Linked DNA regions of Mus musculus: region 2 is linked to region 1. Evidence: chromatin contacts called from ENCODE Hi-C or POLR2A ChIA-PET data. All regions are on one chromosome and are shown on one strand. The core of a region is the stretch at or near the end of the contact, and the rest is flanking DNA. Distances in the headings are between cores, read along the strand shown. Region 1 holds the start of Cdv3 (carnitine deficiency-associated gene expressed in ventricle 3). Region 2 holds the start of Topbp1 (topoisomerase (DNA) II binding protein 1).

What was found. Hi-C counts contacts between places; a loop is a spot of excess contacts on that map. ChIA-PET counts read pairs that join two places held with the same protein, here RNA polymerase II (POLR2A).
Region 2: a loop to region 1 is called in a map of heart, with 4 times the contacts of the local background. The contact joins the promoter of Topbp1 here to the promoter of Cdv3 in region 1. A Hi-C loop is called at or near these places in 9 of 37 maps with a recorded cell type or tissue (gastrocnemius, heart, left cerebral cortex and 1 more). POLR2A ChIA-PET finds 5 or more read pairs at or near these places in 5 of 5 experiments (Patski and embryonic stem cell).

The regions. Positions count from the first base shown.
Region 1 is chr9:103,363,427-103,367,989 of GRCm38, forward strand. Cdv3 (carnitine deficiency-associated gene expressed in ventricle 3) reads right to left here and starts at 2,354. Exons shown (of 5, transcript NM_175565.3): 1 at 1,628-2,354; 2 at 549-625. The coding sequence starts at 1,942.
Region 2 is chr9:103,303,491-103,308,053 of GRCm38, forward strand. It overlaps Topbp1 (topoisomerase (DNA) II binding protein 1), which reads left to right and starts at 1,837. Exons shown (of 28, transcript NM_176979.5): 1 at 1,837-1,881; 2 at 2,607-2,697. The coding sequence starts at 2,614.

The sequences.
Region 1 (4,563 bases), core at 1,104-3,603:
ACTAGAAAACAATTTTACTAAGTAAGTAAAAGAAAAAACTAAGTTCCTGCACAGCTTGGTGGTACATTTGGGTGGACACTTTAGAATTAAGAGTTCAAGGTGACATGTCGCTCAGCGGTCTTCCACAGATCAGGGTCCAGCTCACAGAACCCACACTAACAGCTGTAATTCCAATTCCAGAAGACAGTACAGACATGTATTACACAGGCAACTCGCTTCAAATATTTTTTTTTGGAAAAAAAAAAAAAAAACAAGCCCCTTCTTCTCCTGAGTCACACAGTAAGTTCTCAGGGCAGCGAGTGAACTACAGGAGCCCTACTAGGGGTAGGGAAGACCACCTAAATTCAAACACGAAGTGTTAAAAATTTTTAAATGACAAAAATCCATTTTAGTCAAGCCAAAAATCCACATAGCTGCAAATAGGGAAACCACAGGATTTTAGAGTTGGCAACTAATTTAATGACACAGAGGGCATTTAAAAAAAAAAAAAAGTAAACGCGTGCACTACTTAACAAGGTTACCTAATCCCACGTGTAATCACATCCTACCTTATTTGCATTGCCTGAACTCTTAATCCGCTGTAATCAACCTCTCTTTGCTCAAATTCTTTCCACTCATTTTCATCCTATGGAAGAAACAACACCTGATTAGTTTTTGGTAAGCCCACTTCAGACTAAAAGGCATCAAGGGCCAACGGGATTCCCCAAACTGGTAAAGGTACCCGCGAAACATCGAATTAATTAATTAGAGATCTTGGTAAACAGATTCCAGACTCGGAAAAATTCCATCAGTGGTCGCCAGGATTCTTGAGTCGGTCTAAGAATCGGCGGCAGTCAACACCGAGAACCAGAGAGTCTAACTCTCCAGGCCCACGTGGTGGGAAGAGAGAATTTACCCCGGCCTCTAACCTCTCCGCACACGTACACAGGAGTGCGCGCACACAAATAAGCAAATAAATGTGATCTTTAAAAAAAACAAAAAACAACAACAACAACAACAACAAAAAAAAAACAAAATTGCAGACAGTGACACAGACCTTTAATCCCAGTACTCCAGAGACAGAGGCCGGAGGCTCTTTGTGAACTGGAGGCCAACCAGAGCTACACCGTGAGACCTTGTCTCAAAAATTGGGGCTAGTGGCCGGACGGTAAAGTTTAGCCCGTTCCTGCAAGATCCGGAGACGTGCCTAATTCCCAAACGCCCTCTCTGCCGCCGCTTTTACTTAAACCCAAGCCCAGGGCGAGCTGAGCGGCGGAGAGAAGGCGACAGAAATTCCACAACTCAATTCCCAGCCCTGCGTGGCCGTGGTTGGGAGAGTAAGCCACGCTGGCCCGGGCGGCACAGAGGAGCCTCGGAACACCTTAAGAACATGAAATCCGGCCCCAGCGGGGCTCAAGCGGGACCACGAGGACTCGGGCACACGTCACCCGGGGACCGGCCCAACCCCCGTGGCCCAGAGGGCGCGGCGCGCAGAGGGCCGCGGACGGGGGCGGCCAGACGAGCCCCGGGGGCCGAGGACCGCGAGCCCGCCCGCCCGCCGGGCCGACGTGCGAAGCCCGAGTCACGTGGCCTCCCGGGCCGGCGGGGGCGGGCACATGCGGCCGGCCGCCGGCCTCCCGACCCTCACCTTCGTTATGGCCTTGCCGGCGGGGCCCGCGCTCCCGCCGTCTCCGGACCTCGAGCTCCCGCCGTCTCCGGACCTAGCACCAGAGCCCGAGCTCCCGCCGTCGCCCGACCTGGAGCCGGAGCCCAAGCTCCCGCCGTCGCCCGACCTGGCACCGGAGCCCAGGCTCCCGCCATCGCCCGGCCTGGAGCCCGCCGCCGCGCTGCTCCCGCCCGCGCCGCTCGCCGCGTTGGCCGCGCGACTGCTCCGTTCCTTCTTCTTCTTCTTGTCCCTCTTGGCGAAGAAGTTGTCCAGGCTCCGCTCCTCGGTCTCGGCCATGGCCGCGGTCCGGATGGGTGGGGCCGGCGGAGGGCGCGGCGCTCGCGGCTCCGAGCTCTGGGTCAAGGCCGGCTGTGCGCTCAGGCTGCAGGGTGCGGCGTCGCCTCAGCCCCGCGGGGTCGCCGAGGCGCGGGCGGCAGGGCGGCCGGCTCCCCCCGTGCTCTGGTGGTACGTTCCTCGCTGGGAACCGCGAGCGTGGAGCAGGGTCGCGCCCGCCCCGCTGCCTGAGGGACAAGGAAGGCGCGCACCGGCGAGCGCTCGGCTAACGACGGCGCGTGCGGGAGGAAGACGCGCGGGCCTGAGGAGGGGGAGAGGGGACGGGGAGGGGAGGGAGGGGAGGAGGGAGGGCGGGCCACCAGCAGAGAGAGGCAGCGCCGCGCCTGCGCGCTCGGTTCCGCCCGCCGCTGTGGGCGCGCCGAGGGGGGCGGGCGGCGGGATGAGAAGGGGGCGGGTCTTCCGGGAGAGCCAATCAGATGCCCGGACGGAGCGCTTAGGTGACAATCCGTTCCTTCTACGGGGCGGTGCCCTGTATGGGGGCGGGGAGAAAGCGGGTGTAGGCAAAGAGAGTGACGTCCCTAGTGACTCCTGCCTCCGATTGGCCAGGGAATTTGCCTTGAGGGCGGGCATTTAGAGGGTTGGTGACTTGGCTGAAGAAGACCAGCCGGAGGGGGCGGGTGTGCCTTGGTTGCGCGCATGCGCAGGGTACACGTGCGTCTGCTCGCCAGGACTGTGGCCTGGTAGGCGTTTGAACTTTCAGGAAAAGGAAAGAGACCATGTTAAGCCAGCTATGTTCAAGCTTGGTCCTCCTGCCCTGCTTTTCTGTACTCGCACCCTCTCTGGTCGGGCACCTATTACTTTTCTTCTGAATGGAATGCTTTTGATGAGGAGCGCTGGATTAGTATTCGTGGTTCCATTTACGGAAGGATCTTAAATAAGCCAGTGCATGAAAGGAAGGGAACTGATTTTGACTAGCTGTGTCTACCAGGGTCAGGCTAAATAAATCTGACCCTCTAACGCTAGCTCTTGTGAGATGGAGAATGGCTGGGAATGTGATTTTGGTGGTAGCGTGCGACAGGCGCATGTCAGCGCAGAGTCTGTCCACAGAATCACAAAAAGAAAACACACAAAACCCCTCCTTTTCCTGGGTCTTCACCCTATTGGCACATACTATGTGAATACTTGATCCCCGAAACATCTGCAGCCCAGAAAGCTTTTTGTTTGCTTGGGGGAGATTGCTTTGTTTTGGGACCGGGTCTCACCTACCCCAGGCTGCTTTGAACGCCATACATAGAAAAGATAATGTGTTTCTGACCTTCCAGCCTCCACCATCCCAAGTGCTGAGAATTCAGGCATGCACTTTTGTGCCTATGTTAGCGATACTAGGGGTTTCCATTCTTGCTAGAGAGGCTCTCTACCAGCTAAAGAATGAATGACCCAATACAGATGTTGGAGTTTCCTTGTTTTTAGTTACACAATTGCACCTAGAATTGCTCCTGCTCTGACTTGAGTTTGAGTGATTGCTACAGTTTAACTTTGGCTCCTATGCTGGATCTTAGGACAGAGAAGGGGATAAAAAATATCCTTGTTTCCACCTGACTTGACTTTGGGGCCTTGGAGAATCAAATGTGTGTTTCTCTATGAGACGTGTGGTCTGGGTATGCATTAAACTTCTGCTTCCTCTAAAGGGTAGAGGAGAAAGCTGTGACAACCACTGAGGAAATGGCTAAGTCCTATGTCTGTAGCCTTGGGGGAAAGATAGGACCCAGCTAGTAAATGGAGGGATGTCTTTCCACACCTGTTCCCTCCTGTCTTTCCTTACAAGTCCTTCCCTAGTTGTGGCTATTGAAGACCTACATTCTGAACATATCGATGGATAAATGAAGGCTCTATGGCTGTAGCCAACAATAAGAAGACCTTTCTTTTGTTTTGTTTTTTGAGACAGGTTTCACTATGTAGTCCTGGCTGCCTTGGAACTGGCTCTGAAGACGGAGATGACCTCAAACTCAGAGATTCACCTGCCTGGGCCTCCTAAGTGCTGAAATTGAAGGTGTGCGCCACCACACCTGGCTAATAAGCAGACATATTTGTTCTCTTCCCCCAGCCCAGGATGGTTCCTAGGTGACTTCCTTTTGTGACACCACATATCTTCCTGTGGTATTGTCCAAGTTCAGCACTGCCCAGTGCCACCAGCTTTGCTTAACATCTCTTAGCAAACTTTCTTTTTACCTTCCTTGTCTTCTTTCCTCTTTCCTTCTTTTTCTGCCCTTTCCTGCTCCCCACCCCCCTCATTTTAAGACAGTGTCTAAAGTATCCTAAATTAACCTTGAACACAGAGCCAAGGATGGTCTTGAATCTCCACTTCCAATTCTCTCTCTCTTTCTCCTTTCTCTCTCATTTTGTTTCTGTTTCCTTTCATTTGTTTTTAGGATAGAGTCACCCTGTGTAGCCCTGTCTGGCCTTGAACTCAGAGATCTTCCTGCCTTTGCCTCCCTCTGCTGAGGTTAAATCCCACCACTGTCTACAAAGCTGTTTCCTGTATCCTGCAACTATTTTATCAGTTGAACACCCCACCCATTTTTCTCCTTTCCAAAAAGATGTATTTATCTTTATTTTATGTGCAT
Region 2 (4,563 bases), core at 587-3,086, 60 kb before region 1:
ATGAAAAAAGTTAATGATACCTTTAAAGCAGGACCATTATAATCACTACAGTGACCAGCAACCCTAAATATATTGTACTTAAAAGAATAGAGTTTGTGTTGGGCGTGGTGGCATACCTTTAATCTCAGCATTCCGGGAGGCAAAGGCAAGATCTCTTGAGTTCAAGGCCAACCTGTCCTACACAGTGAGTTCCAGGACAGCCAAGGCTATGCAGAAACTCTGTCTCAAAAAATAAAATAAAATAAAATAAAGCTGGGGGTGGCTAATAATTCAGCATTTTATCAATAATTTACCCTTAGCAACTTTTTTTTGTTTTTGTTTGTTTGTTTGTTTGTTTGTTTTTCGAGACAGGGTTTCTCTGTGTAGCCCAGACTGTCCTGGAACTCACTTTGTAGACCAGGCTGGTCTTGAACTCAGAAATCCCGCCTGCCTCTGTCTCTGCCTCCTGAGTGCTGGGATTAAAGGCGTGATCCACCACTGCCCCCGGCTACCCTTAGCAACTTTTAAGAGGTAACATAAGAATGGGGTTTTGGTTAGAACCTAAGAGTTTTCTTACTGTAGATAGGCCAGAATAGTCAGATATTACCTGGGGACAGTGAAAAATGAGAAAGGGCATGAGCTATCAAAGGTGGCAGGATCTAACTGGATTTTTACAAGGAGAACGACCAGTAGTCAGACTACAGGTTTGGCTAAGTAAAGATTCTTTGTCACAAAATGCCGGAAGTACACATCAGAAAAGAAAAAAACCAACTTCTGTAATAAACTGTGCCGGGAAAATTGGATAGCCATACATAAAAGAAGGAAACTAGATCTTAATCTCTCTTGCGTTACACAAATATCAACTCCAAATGGATTAAAGACCTTAATGTCAGAACTGAAATCCTGAAACCAAAATAGTCAAGGGCTTTCTGAATAGGGCCCTAGTTGCTCAGGATATAATACGAACAACGGACAAATGAAATGGGATTGCGTGAAGTTAAAAGGTTGTGCACAGCAAAGAAAAATTAATCAAATGAATAAGCATACAGATGGGAGAAAATCTTTGCCAATTATACACCTGATAGAGGATATCTAGAAATACTTTTTTTTGGGGGGGGGGGGGTGGAGTTTCAAGACAGGTTTCTCTATATAGTCCTGGCTGTCCTGGAACTCACTTTGTAGACCAGGCTGGCAACTCAGAAATCCGCCTGCCTCTGCCTCCCAAGTGCTGGGATTAAAGGTGTGCTCTACCACTGCTCGGCTTAGAAATACATATTTTAAAAGTCTTGAATGTGAATATAACCTAATCAATAATCTAGCGTGCCTTTCATCACCCAGTCTTCTTTCCGTTACTGTTTTTGGCTTTGGTAAGGATTGATTGTTCATCCACTTTGGGGAGTCAGACCTTGACTTTCTTAACATCCTCCCACCCACAAGCCGCTATTAGCTTCATGCGCTGCCCCGGCACCGTCAGGAGAACTCGCCACTGGACCCCCTCGCCCCACTTCTGCACGTTCTGGACTTAAGGCTGATCGGTCCGGCCGCCCGCAGGCCCTCGCCACGAACGATGAGCTGCGCCGCAGCCGAAACTGTTGCCGCAAACCCAGACCCCAGAGCATCTCGGGAAAGCGTGCCCAAGGACCGCCCTCTTCCGACCGCTCCGCTTCCCAGAGCGGGGGCCCCGATGACGCCACTTCCTCCGGAAGAGGTGTGGCGTCCGCTCGGTTGGCGCGAAAGTCGGTTCCCGGTCTTGGCCCTTCCGGGTTCTGCAGCGTTAGCTTCGGGTTGGGGGCGCCGCCGAGGGCGGGGGCTGCGCGCCGGGCTGGCGCCCGACCCCAGCCGCCGTCCTGCCGGCCGCGCGCCCCCCGACTTGGTGCCCGTGGGCCCTCGGGCTCCACCTAGGTGAGCGAGCTTCGGCTCCTCCCGGCCGGCGTGGCCGCCCGGCGCCTCTTGCGGCCTTCGCGCCTCTCCTAACCGGCGGGTGGGCCTCAGGTCCCTGGGGAGCCGCGGCCTGGACGCTCCTTTCCCTGGGAGCTGGGCCGAGCGTGCACGACCTTGCACGGTGGCTGCTTGCGTTCAGAGTTCGTTAACTTAGGAGCAAATCTTGCGGGCTGTGGGTACCCGTAGCCGCAGCGGCGCCCTGCGTCGTCTTAAGCCCCATGCAAGTGAACAGTGAGTGACTGAGGACCAAACCAAGGGTCTCAGGGGATTCAATCAGGAACGTTCATTTTGTTCTCACGTTTGCAAGGATCCGTGTCCTTTTTTTTCTTCTTCGACTTTGCCCACCTTCTGGGGCCCTTTGTAAACATCTTGAATGAATTGATGAACCAAGCCAGATAGCTATGTCTTAGGCACTCTTGTCTGCATAAGAAAATAGTTGATTTGCAGGCCGGGCGGTAGTGGCACACTCCCTTTTTTGCCAGCTTGAGTGAGGCAGAGGCCGAGCATCTCTTGAGTGCCAGGCAGACCTAGTCTACAGAGCGAATTCCAGGACTGCCAGGGCTTGTCTCAAAACTAAAAAAAAAAAAAAAAAAAACCAAAAACCCTACAAAAATAGTTGACTTGTACATTTAATTCCCTGATTGACTGACTGACTTTTGTTCTTCTTGACTGCCTTATTCTCACAGTTCAGCTATGTCCAGAAATGACCAAGAGCCGTTTCTTGTGAAGTTTTTAAAGTCTTCGGACAATTCAGAATGCTTTTTTAAAGCTCTTGAGGTAAGAATTAATGGATATGTCTTATTTGATACTTGAGCTCATTTTCATGTTTTAAATGTTTTTGCTTTGTTGGATTTTATGTCTTAGAAGTAGATAATTTTAATGAAATTTTGCTATAGCATATGCTTAATACAGATAAATCACTGCTATATAATTTTTAGTTGATGCAAGTTTACCATTATATTTTTTGGGAGGATTGAAATCTATTGTGACAATTGGATGTTAACCTACAGTTTGATCCCCTACCCCCGCCCGGTCTGTGTCTGTTTGTGTGTGTGTCTGAGCCATCTTCCCAGTCCTCTGACTTAGAGTTCCTGACTTGTTTTGTTTACTAACCCCATTGATCCTTTAAGCACTGAAAAACGGAGTCACAATGCAATAGTTTTGGTTCATTGCTTGCTCTCTCTCTTTCTCTCTGTCTCTCTCTCTCTGTCTCTCATACACACACACACACACACACACACACACACACACACACACACACATATTCATGAATGAATGAATGATGGGAGTAGTTTTGAGCTTTGCCATTCACAAACCCTAGTAATGTCCTTGTAGCTTGGGAATCTATTAGAAATGCAGAGCCTTGGGATCCCAACCCACATTTGACAATTAGAATATGCATTTTAAACAAAAGTCCCAGTGCATATTCAGGTTTGAGAAGTTAGCTGTTTTTTTTTTGTTTGTTTGTTTGTTTTGTTTTTTAAAGTTCACTCACTTAGCAATCATCAATTGAGTGTCCGTCATCTGACAGGTTTTCCTCTAGCATAATACTTGGGGTACACCAATGATCAGAACAAGCAAATATCTCTCCTCTTTCAGCATACATAGAACAGGAAATCGGTATTAATCAGGTGATAAGCAAGAAACTACACAGTATGGGGGCAGTGAAAGAGTTGAGACTGAGTCTCACAGTGTAGCCCAGACTGATCTGGAACTCTGTGCTTCTGCCTCAGTTTCCTGCATGCTGAGATTACAGGTGTGTGCCCCAAAACCTAGTACCTATGTAATGTGTTATAAGGGGTCTAGTACTGTGGGAAAATGAAAAAGAAAAAGCCAAAACAATTTAAGGTTTTCCAGAGGATGTTTGTTGGAGGAGAAAGACATGGAAGGGTTACAGCTTAAAACTGAATTTAAAAAAAAGCAAACTATTTCTCTTAAGATTATAGACTAGGGTCTTGTATAAGGTACTAGGTATCCGGATATGCTTATAAACAAAATACATCATGGAATGTTCATTTGTGTTGGTGTGTGGGGATGGTGTTTATGTGGGTGCTCTTGTGCACATGCATTCGGAATAGTATCTGCATACCACAGTACATGTGTAGATGTCAGAGGACAACTTGAAGCAGTTGGTTCTCCTTTTACCCTGAGGTTCTCAGGCTGAATGGCAGGCACTTTTACCTGATGAGCCATTTAACAGAACCAACACATTCCTTCTCACAGGGAAGAAATAAAACTATGTACATTTACAAAAAGAACCATTTTTTTTTCCTTCATAAAATGTAGTCAAGTGGTAGAGGGAGTGTAGTTAGAAAGCAGGATGACCATGGGAATATTGCTTAGTGGTAGTTGTATAGTGTGCATAAAAACCTGGTTTTAGTTCCCGGTGCTGCAAAGCAAACCCACCGTGGTATCTAGAAAGATCTAGACAGGTATCTCTAGGAAGTGACAGTGAAGCAGGCGTTATTGCAGTGAAGAACCACTTCCAATGAAAGCTTAAGAAAAGAGTAGCTCCTGTAGTAGGACCAGAAGCAGAACCGCTTAGTAGGTCATTAGTATCTTCCAGGTGTACGGTTTGGGGATGACTGGAATTAGCCAGGAAGGTGGATGTAAAGATGAGACTTGAGATAAGTGAGGGCTAAA